Regions from separate parts of the Homo sapiens genome. Here region 1 is linked to region 2. A link is a loop called in an ENCODE intact Hi-C map of the cell type or tissue named here. Cell type or tissue: heart left ventricle. All regions are shown on one strand.

What was found. Hi-C counts contacts between places; a loop is a spot of excess contacts. Peaks named below come from ENCODE experiments on the same cell type or tissue, not always from the same donor. Only the 100,000 strongest peaks of a DNase experiment are listed, where the experiment ranks them.
Region 1: it touches region 2 in a loop (2.3-fold over the local background); 12 of 110 quality-filtered maps call a loop at or near these places.

The regions. Positions count from the first base shown.
Region 1 is chr20:62,585,326-62,590,325 of GRCh38, forward strand. No RefSeq gene overlaps it. Among named protein-coding and RNA genes, the nearest start is that of LINC02970, 16 kb to the right of the region's middle. RefSeq lists an enhancer at 3,505-4,012. In heart left ventricle, no CTCF peak of the experiment used is centred here; DNase peaks (open chromatin) are centred at 2,866 and 3,466; H3K27me3 peaks cover 4,041 bases.
Region 2 is chr20:62,497,886-62,502,885 of GRCh38, forward strand. No RefSeq gene overlaps it. Among named protein-coding and RNA genes, the nearest start is that of GATA5, 24 kb to the left of the region's middle. RefSeq lists enhancers at 2,182-2,682, 4,148-4,377. In heart left ventricle, CTCF peaks have their summits at 2,461 (motif pointing right) and 2,669; a DNase peak (open chromatin) is centred at 2,466.

The DNA of each region.
Region 1 (5,000 bases), 87 kb after region 2:
CACCCCTCACATAACACACACACACGTTATATGACACACACACATCCCTCACATAACACACACACACATCCCTCACGTGACACACACTTTATATGACACACACACATCCCTCACGTGACACACACACCCACACACGTCCCTCACATGACACACACACACATCCCCCACGCGTGCACACACACACACACACTCTGCGGGTGGCTGCTCACCCGCCCTGACATGGGGACTGTCTCTCCGGTGAGAACCGGCTGCAGGAGGGTTTGGTGCAGTGTGGATGTGGCCACTGCTCCTCAGGAAGCTCAGCCGGACACGCGCGGGGGGACGGGGCTAGGCCTGGCTTCATTTCCAGCATGTGACCCTGGCAAGCTGCTGCTCCTCTCGGGACCTCATTTTTCTCCTCTATGGAATAGGGACGGCAGAGCCAGTGTGGTGCACTGAGCCCTGGAGCGCCGCTCTGCAAAGGCACGTTCCACTGACACCCGCCTGGTCAAGCTCAGACCCAGGCAGAGAGGTGGCCGAGCCTCGCAGGGCCCCGGGTCCGACCCACCCCCGGGTCTGGCAGCTTTGCAGAAGGGCCTCTTTCAGGAAAGCAATTCACACACAATTCACAGTTGCAGCCTGCATGTCCTGTGTTGCTGTGGGCTCTGGAACTACGAGTGAGGACACCTTGAATCCCCTGTGCTTCCAGGATGTCACGTCTGTGTTCCTGGGACGGAGTGTGGAAACTGACTTTGGTAACTTCACGCTGCTTAGATGCACGGTGGGATCAGCTGCTGAGAGCAAATCTGATCGCCTCGTAGGTGAGCTCAGAGCTGCTAGGAAGCTCTTCACACCAGGGGCCTCAGGGGCACAGGTTTCGGGCCACGAGCTCACAGGCATTAGCAAAAATAAGGGTTCCTGGCTGGGTGCAGTGGCTCACGCCTGTGATCCCAGCACTTTGAGAGGCCAACACAGGAGGATTGCTTGAGCCCAGGAGTTAGAGACCAGCCTGGGCAACATAGCGAGACACAGTATCTAATTTTTTTTGAGATGGGGTCTCACTGTGTTGCCCAAGCTGTAGTGCAGTGGTGTGATCTCGGCTCACTGCAACCTCCACCTCCTGGGCTCAAGTGATCCTCCCACCTCAGCCTCCCAAGTAGCTGGTACTACAGACACACCACCATGCCTGGCTAATTTTTGTATTTTTTGTAGAGAGTGGGTTTTGCCATGTCGCCTAGGCTGGTCTCAAACCCCTGGGCTCAGGAGATCTACCTGTCTCAGCCTCCCAAAGTGTTGGGATTACAGGCATGAGCCACCGTGTCTAGCCCCAGTATCTAATTATAAAAAAACAAAAAGAAAAAATAAGTAAATAAGGGTTTCTGGTAAATTCTTCCTGGAGACACCTGGTGCCAGTCACACAGCCTCCCGAGCTGGTCACTCAGGCTGTGCACACCTCAGCCCTCAGGACAGCCAGGGAGGCAGCACGTACCCCAGCCCTCAGGACAGCCAGGGAGGCAGCACGTACCCCAGCCCTCAGGACAGCCAGGGAGGCAGCACGTACCCCAGCCCTCAGGACAGCCAGGGAGGCAGCCTGCACGGCTCTGCCCAGACGGCTCTTGGAGCATCTGGTGGGGCCAAGTGTTCTGGGGACACGTGCTCTGGAAAGATCTGCTTCAGCCAGACTTTCACACAGGACAGCTGGGGTTGACCCTGGCCGGTGCAGCCAGCAACACCTGTGAGGCCAGAGGGCAGAGGCAGGGATTCTCCCAACAGAAAATCAGGTGTGACATCATCTCCAAAGCTGATCCCGAGTCTGGGCCCCAAGCCTGCTGTAAGTGGGGAACGCTGGTGTCTTCCTTCAAGGTCCCCAAAGAAGCAGACCCTGGGAGAGGGTTTGGGGCACAGGGTTTATGCGGGAGGTGATTCCAGCAAGCAGGGTGCGTGGTGGGGAGGTGAGACTGGGAGGCAGGGAAGGGGTAGCGTGAGTGAGGGGCAGGTGGCCACTTTGAACAACCGCAGCTTCATTTTCCTTGCATGAGCCATGCAAGAGGGTCATTTTCCTGAGGACCCTCTTGTAAAACAGATCCCTGGAGGCCCGGCTCTTCCCTCCTTTCTTGCTTGTAGTTCTCAAGAATAACTGGAATATGCTGGATGCACAAGCCCCTGAGATAAAGAGGAGCATGTGGAGCACCCGGGGCTCTGCTCCAGCCCCTCCTAGAGCGGAATGTCCTAGAACGCTGCAGCCCAGCGAGCCACGTTTCCTGAGTGTAAGATCAGAGTGGGCCGCTTTGGGGTTCATCAGCTGCGGGGCAGCATGGGCACAGGCAGACAAGGCCCGGGGGAGGGAAGGTGACAGAGAGCAAGTTAGGGAGCCGGTGACCACTTGGGGACCAGAGCTCAGATCCAGAGGGACCCCCTGGGTGTTGAGAACCCTGGGAATTAGTGTGCCAACTCCTGCCCCTCTTGGTGGGGGTCTCTCCAGGGCGAGTGAAGTCCTAACACTTAGCCAGCCCCACACACCACACACTCACACCCAGAGATGTCCTCGGGTGGGGGGCGCAGGCACTGAGGAGGCCTGTGGGGTGCCGGGGTGGGGACCCCGTCTCTGCCGCAGGTATCTGCAGCTCTGCCACCAGGCTCTTTCAGCACCAAGGAGAGCAGCTGAGGGGCTCCTGTGTTCCTGGGGGCCCGTGTGCTCTCTGGACCTGCAGCTGGTCCCATTCTGGGGTCCGTGCCTGTTCCCGGAAGCACGGATCCCAGGCAGGCAGTGGGCTGGCCTGGCCTGGTTCTGGGAATCACTTTGAAGGCAGTGTTTTATGCCACTTGCCTGCCAAGGCAGAGAGTGCTGCGGCCATGGAGGTGACAGCTTCCCGGGCGGCGACTGACGTGGGGAGGCTTTGCTGATTCATTCTGGGCATGAATAACCAATTTCCTCAAAGCTGCCGGGGTTTGTGAATCAGGGTTCCCAATAAGAATGAACAAATCAAATCCATCTTCTGGGGCCTTTCATGGGACACTCTCAGCTCCCCAGTGCGTCGTGGGGTTTATAGCATGGCAGTCACTGGAGTGAGCTTGCTTAGAGATCAGCGCCCGGCCCTCTGGAGCTGGGAAGTACAACCTGCTGCAGTGCCCACACCTGTGTGGCCACCAGGCTGTCTCCAGACCCCGGCTCAGGCAGCTCCAACACTCGCCAAACCCTTCAAACCCCAGCCCTCTGCTGGGGTATCTTGGTGGGTGCTGGACAAGCCCCGTGTTCAGATGGGGCTGAGTCCCTGTGACTTTGAGTCCCTCTGACCACTAATGGGGAGAGAAATGTGTGGACAGCCGATGCCAGCCATAAAATCCCCGTGAGAATTACTCAGCCTGTGGGAAAATGGCCAGTAGCCGGGGGCCATCTGAGGGCAGGAGAAGGCTCCAAATCAGGAAAATCTGCCACATAATTGAGTGCCTGGGGCGGCTGGTGAGGCGTGGACAGGGCTAGGAGCTGAGCCCCACCACAGCACCTGCCCACCCCTGGCCTGTGCAGCAGCTATGGCTGGTGATCCCGGACCTCTGTCTAGGCATCAGACACAGGACCCACCCTGGCCCTAAGTTCCTCCACTGCAGCCCCTGGAGCTGCCTCCCAGGAGAGGCCCAGTGCCGGGGAGGCCTAGAGGCTGCAGCGTCTCCTCTCCACCTGGCTTTCCTCTCAGCTGCTCTGTTTAAGGAAACCCTGACTCACAGGCCAGAGGAAGATCGCCCGGCAGAGCTCTCAGCTCCCCAGGGCTTCCAAATGAAGTTTCTTTTAATAAAACCTTGGTGATCAGACAGGAGGCCCAGAGGTATCTGTGTGAGGTGGAGAGGGTCAGAGGCTATGGTAGGGGTGAGGGCTCAGGCAGCTGGCCCTGAAGCTGCAGCTCTCCCTCTGGGAGTGCAGTGGTCCCGACCTCACAGGCTCAGCCTCAGCCTCAGCGGGGTGTTCCAAGTCGGCCTGGAGTCCCCTCCCCAGCACTTCCACCAGTGAGCTCCTGCCACCTGAGGCGCACTGGGGAGAGGCCAGCTCCTCCCATAAGCTTCCCAGCACCCACAGCGAATGTCTGCCCAGCAGGGCAAGGGCACGAGGGGGCAGGCACACTGTCTTCCCCGAGGCCTGGAGCTGGGAGCCCAGAGGTATGCCCTGGGTGGGCGGCCTTTCTCCTTTACTCGCTTTTTTTCCAAGCCAGCCTGAACTTAAGGGGGGCGGTGCACTGCCAGCTGAAGTTTGAGGGCCTGGCCTGGGGAGGTCCGGGGGGAGACATCTTATGCTTTACCAGCAGGAACTGGGTTAGGACAGGGCTGGCACAGACCTGGGGATGTACGGGCCCTTCTCTCGACAGGAACTGGCATCAAAGATTTAGGGGGGACCCTAATACAGGGGAGAGGGTCCCTGGCTGAACAAGCCAGGAAGCGGCAAGCGAAGACAAGCCAAAAACCATGTTTGGGAGCAACGAGGCGGACCCCGGCCTGCGGCACTGCGAGTCCTGATCTTCTGGGCCTGCACACGTGGGTATGTGGGAGTGTGGTCGTGCACAAGAGTCAGAAGGCAGTGGAAGCTGTGTTGGGTGTAAAGTACTGCACATGTGACACAGTTGTACACAGATGCACACACACGTGCACACAAGCGCATGCATACACAAACAGAAATGTGTTTGTACACATCTCACACCCATATGCATACGCCTGTGAACACATGCAGACAAGCATGCACGCTTCCAGGTCCAATGCAAACCCACTTGCACAAACACACACACGTACACACAAAGCCCAAAGCAAAGCTGGCCCCTGGGAAGCACTTTTTGGGAAAGCAAAGCAAAAGTGTCAGCAGCTGGAGCCTGGTGAGTCTTGGAGCACACCCCACCTCCCCCAGTTTCATGCCACTGACGACAGGGTTTGGGTATCAGCATGGTGACTGGTTGGGGTCTGTGTTTGCAAACACTGTGCCAAGCACTGCTGGACACAGCGCATGTGCCACGGAGCTCTGGCCCCAGAGCCAGCAGGCAGCG
Region 2 (5,000 bases):
GTTGGGGATGGGAGAGTGTTGGGGTGGGTCCGTGTTGGGGTGGGTGGGTGTTGGGGTGGGTGGGTGTTGGGATGGGTGGCTGTTGGGATGGGTCCGTGTTGGGGTGGGTGGGTGTTGGGATGGCTGGGTGTTGGGGATGGGAGAGTGTTGGGGATGGGTGGGTGTTGGGGTGGGTGGCTGTTGGGGTGGGTGGCTGTTGGGGTGGGTCCTTGTTGGGGTGGGTGGGTGTTGGGATGGCTGGGTGTTGGGGATGGGAGAGTGTTGGGGTGGGTGGGTGTTGGGGTGGGTCCGTGTTGGGGATGGGTGGGTGTTGGGATGGGTGGCTGTTGGGGTGGGTCCGTGTTGGGGTGGGTGGGTGTTGGGATGGCTGGGTGTTGGGGATGGGAGAGTGTTGGGGTGGGTGGGTGTTGGGGTGGGTATGTGTTGGGATGGGTGGGTGTTGGGGATGGGTGGGTGTGGGGGTGGGTGGGTGTTGGGATGGGTCCATGTTGGGGATGGGTGGGTGTTGGGATGGGTGGGTGTTGGGGTGGGTGGGTGTTGGGATGGGTCTGTGTTGGGGATGGGTGCGTGTTGGGGATGGGTGGGTGTTTGGATGGTTGGGTGTTGGGGATGGGTGGGTGTTGGGGTGGGTGGGTGTTGGGATGGGTCCGTGTTGGGGATGGGTGCGTGTTGGGGTGGGTGGGTGTTGGGGTGGGTGGGTGTTGGGATGGGTGGGTGCTGGGGATGGGCGGGTCCGTGTTGGGATGGGTGGGTGGTGGGGATGGGTGGGTGTTGGGGTGCATGGGTGTTGGGGTGGGTGGGTGTTGGGATGGGTGGGTGTTGGGGATGGGTGAGTGTTGCATTGAGTGGGTGTTGGGATGGGTCTATGTTGGGGTGGGTGGGTGTTGGGGTGGGTCGGTGTTGGGATGGTTGGGTGTTGGGGTGGGTGGGTGTTGGGATGGGTGGGTGTTGGGGTGGGTGGGTGTTGGGGTGGGTGGGTGTTGGGATGGGTGGGTGTTGGGGTGGGTCCGTGTTGGGGTGGGTGGGTGTTGGGGTGGGTAAGTGTTGGGGATGGGTGGTTGTTGGGGTTGGTCCGTGTTGGCAATGGGTGGGTGAGTTTTGGGGATGGGTGGGTGTTGGGGTGGGTCGGTGTTGGGATGGGTCAGTATTGGGATGGCCGCTGGAGGGTGGGGGCAGCTGGGACCTACCTTGGCTGACCCCTCCCCAGACCCTGACAGTCTGAGAGAGGTGGGCTTGGCATGCAGCGGGCAGCAGAGGAGAGCAGTTAGGGAAGTGAGGCTGGGGAAACAGGGAGGGAGAGAGACAGCTGCGATGTCATTACAAGTCAGTCACCAACAGTTTCCAGGTAGGGAAGGCATCTCTTTATGGCAGCAAAGGTGCCAGGAAGGTGGGCTGGGGTCTTCCAGCAGCTTCCAGAGCTGAGAGCAGCTGCTCAGGGGTCTCAAGTGAGTGTGGTGGGCTAGGCCACCCACGGTTATGCTGCCCATTCCATCCCCCTGCCTGGGGAAGGGCAGGGCAGGAACGAAGGGGGGTCCTTGGTCTCGGCATGGGGCAGGGACCCCCGATGTGGGAGCAATGGACACATCCCAGTCCTCTCTCCGTCTCTGCCTTGTCAAGCAGGAAGCCTTCTTGGGGCCATGGGTCCCTAATGCTTTTCTACGCCCAGCTCAGGTCCTGGGGATCAAGGAGCCGCAGGCTGGGATGGGCGAGCCTCTGCAGGAAGGTCCTGGTTTATTTTTGCGGTCGCTGTGCAGGTCAAGAGTGATGCTGCTTCACCTCTTGTGGCCACCATGGTGGGTTCCTTTAGAAAGATTTATTTAAGGACGTCAAAGAAACTGAGCAGCAGCTGCCTCTGAGAACCTGGCGTAGGGAGGTCTCATCTTCCTGGGGTTATACCCGTTCAAACGCAGAGACAGAGAAGAAACAGGAAGAACTGATCGTGCACAATAGATTCCCCCAAGTTAAAGGTGCGGGGATCTAGAGAGGAGCGTTCAGTAAGCCCCGCACGGGCGTGCTCAGCTCTGTCCCGCATCAGGGAGCCAGGCCAGGAACCGAAATCGGGATGTGGGCCGACGCTTAACCTGGACAGTTGTCCCCTTGGCGTAGAAGACACCAGCACACCCCCTCCACTTTGGACAGATGCCGTGACCAGCCCGGAGCCCCAGCAGCTCCATTCACAAGGTGCTTGGGAAAATAAATTTAGGTGTCTCCATTCGTAACTCAGCAATGTGATTGAGCGTCTGTGGGAGAAGCCTTATTCCTGCAACGGCTGTGTGTGTGTGATGGGCCGGAGCCCGGGGGAGTCAGGAGCTCAGACTCAAGTGAAGCTCAGAGTGAACAGGAAGGGTCACAGCCGCACCGTCCCCCAACCCCCAGGCGGTCAGAATCCAGAGCGTGGGCCCAGGGCTGCCCCTGCCCGTCGGTCCCCGGAGAAAACGCCCGGTGTGTGCGGAGCTTCACCACCAGGGGGAGTCCGAGGCCGTGTCCAACGTGGGTGTGCGGGAGGGCGGGGGGAGGGTGTGAGCCAGCGTGTCTGTGTGTCCATGAGTGTGAGGGTGTGTGCAGGCGTGTCTTACTGTGTATGTGTGGGTGTGAGGGTGTCTGTGAGCCTGTGTGCGTGTGCGGGTGTGTGCAGGCATGTCTTACTGTATACGTGTAGTTGTGAGGGTGTCTCTGTGAGCGTGTCTGTGCATGTGAAGGTGTGTCCATGCGTGTGAGGGCGTGTGCAGGGGTGTATATGTGTGAGTGTGAGGGTGTATTTGTGTGTCTTACTGTATATGTGTGTGAGGGTGTGAGCCAGCGTGTGTGTCCATGCGTGTGAAGGTGTGTGCAGGCATGTCTTACTGTGTATGTGTGGGTGTGAGGGTGTCTGTGAACTTGTGTCATACATATGTCCATACGTGTGAGGGTGTGTGCAGGCCTGGCCTCCTGCACTAGTGTGGGTGTTTGTGTGTGCAGGTGAGAGGGTGTCTGCCTCTGCTGTCGTGGGTTGGGATTCGTGTGTGCAGGTGAGTGGGTGTCTGCGTGTACTGCTAGTGTGGGTGTTCGTGTGTGTGTGTGAGCGGGTGTCTGCGTGTACTGCTAGTGTGGGTGTTCATGTGTGCGGGTGAGCGTGTGTCTGCGTGTACTGTCGTGGGTTGGGATTTGTGTGTGCGGGTGAGTGTGTGTCTACATGTACTGCTAGTGTGGGTGTTCGTGTGTGCGAGTGAGAGAGTGTCTGCGTGTACTGCTAGTGTGGGTGTTTGTGTGTGCAGGTGTGTGTCTGCGTGTACTGCTAGTGTGGGTGTTCGTGTGTGCGGGTGAGCGTGTGTCTGTGTGTACTGCTAGTGTGGGTTGGGATTTGTGTGTGCGGGTGAGCGTGTGTCTGCGTGTACTGTCGTGGGTTGGGATTTGTGTGTGCGGGTGAGTGTGTGTCTGCGTGTACTGCTAGTGTGGGTGTTCGTGTGTGCGAGTGAGAGAGTGTCTGCGTGTACTGCTAGTGTGAGTGTGTGTGCAGGTGAGTGTGTGTCTGAGTGTACTGCTAGTGTGGGTGTTCATGTGTGCGGGTGAGCGTGTGTCTGCGTGTACTGTCGTGAGTTGGGAGCCGTGGATGCCACGCAAGCCCCGAAGCCCCAGCTTTCTGAGCAGCTGGCCTGTGACGGCGGCATCTCAGGCGGCTTGGCTGTGTAGTGGGGATCCCCCAGCAGGCTCCAGGACCAGGGTCTTCTCTTTGGCTCCAGGTGACCCCAGCAGACTGGCCCTGCACCTGGCCCTGTGTTGACATCTCCAGAGGGTTTGTGAGCAGAGATGAGGGCACCTGTGAGGTCAAGGATAGTCTCTGTGTGGCAGCGGGACCTTGGGCCCAGGGGCAGCCTGTGGCTCTGAGGATGGCTGTGAGTACTTGGCAATGACCCTGTTAGTTGAGCTTGTGCCCGGCAGGGCTGAGATCTCCCAGCATGTGGCATGGGCCCCTCACCACCCCGAGTATGGACCCTGATATGGTCTGGCTCTGTGTCCTCACCCAGATCTCATCTTGAGTTGTAACTGAATTGTAATCCTCATGTGTTGGTTGGCAGAGGGACCTCGTGGAGGTGATGAGATCATGGGGGCGGTTCCCCCATGCTGTTCTCAAGACAGTGAATGAGTCTCATGTGATCTGATGGTCTCATAAGGGCTTTTCCCCCTTTTGCTCTGTGCTCATTCTTTCTCCTGTCACCCTGTGAGGAGGTGCCTTCCGCCATGATTGTAAGTTTCCTGGGGCTTTCCCAACCAGGCGGAACGGTGAGTCAACCAAACCTCTTTTCTTTATACATTACCCAGTTGAGTATTTCTTCATAGCAGTGTGAGAGAGGCCTCATAAAGACCCACTTCGTAGATGCACCGAGACTCAGACCCTGAGGTGGGGCTGGGTGGCCGCAGGCTGCTCAGGGGTCTCAAGTGAGTGTGGTGGGCTAGGCCACCCGCGGTTATGCTGCCCATTTCATCCCCCTGCCTGGGTGTGGGTCTTGGTGTGTGGGGTGGGATTACAGGAAGGAGCAGTGCCCTGGGCTGGCCTGCTAGGGGTGGCCCAGCCAGGAGGCTCCCAGCAGGGTCGGCTCTCGGGAGCTGGGTCATGGAGGGTGGGGACATGAGGGTCAGGGAGAGGGCCCAGCTCCCTGACAGCTCCTGGGGCTCTGTGGCAGGGAGAGCAGGTCTGCTGGGGCCAGCTCATGCTTCTGGGGCGCAGCCTTGCCCTGACCCATGGGCTCAACGGAGGGCCGGGTGGGGCTCCCACAGAGCAGTGGGCCTTGGGCCTCAGCTCTTCCCAGATGGAAGCTCTCGAGCAGATGAGAGGGGCTGTGAGCTCCTATGCGCTGGCTCTCCACGTCCCTGCTCCTCCTCTTCCTGGTCACCCCTGCCAGCCCCTTCCTCTGGTGCTTGACCTCGCCCTACTCCCCACCTCCCGGCCTGTGAGCAGCCTTGGCCCGGAGCTGCCCTTCCTGATCATGGTCGGGACCCCAGGCATCTGCCCCTACGTTGGC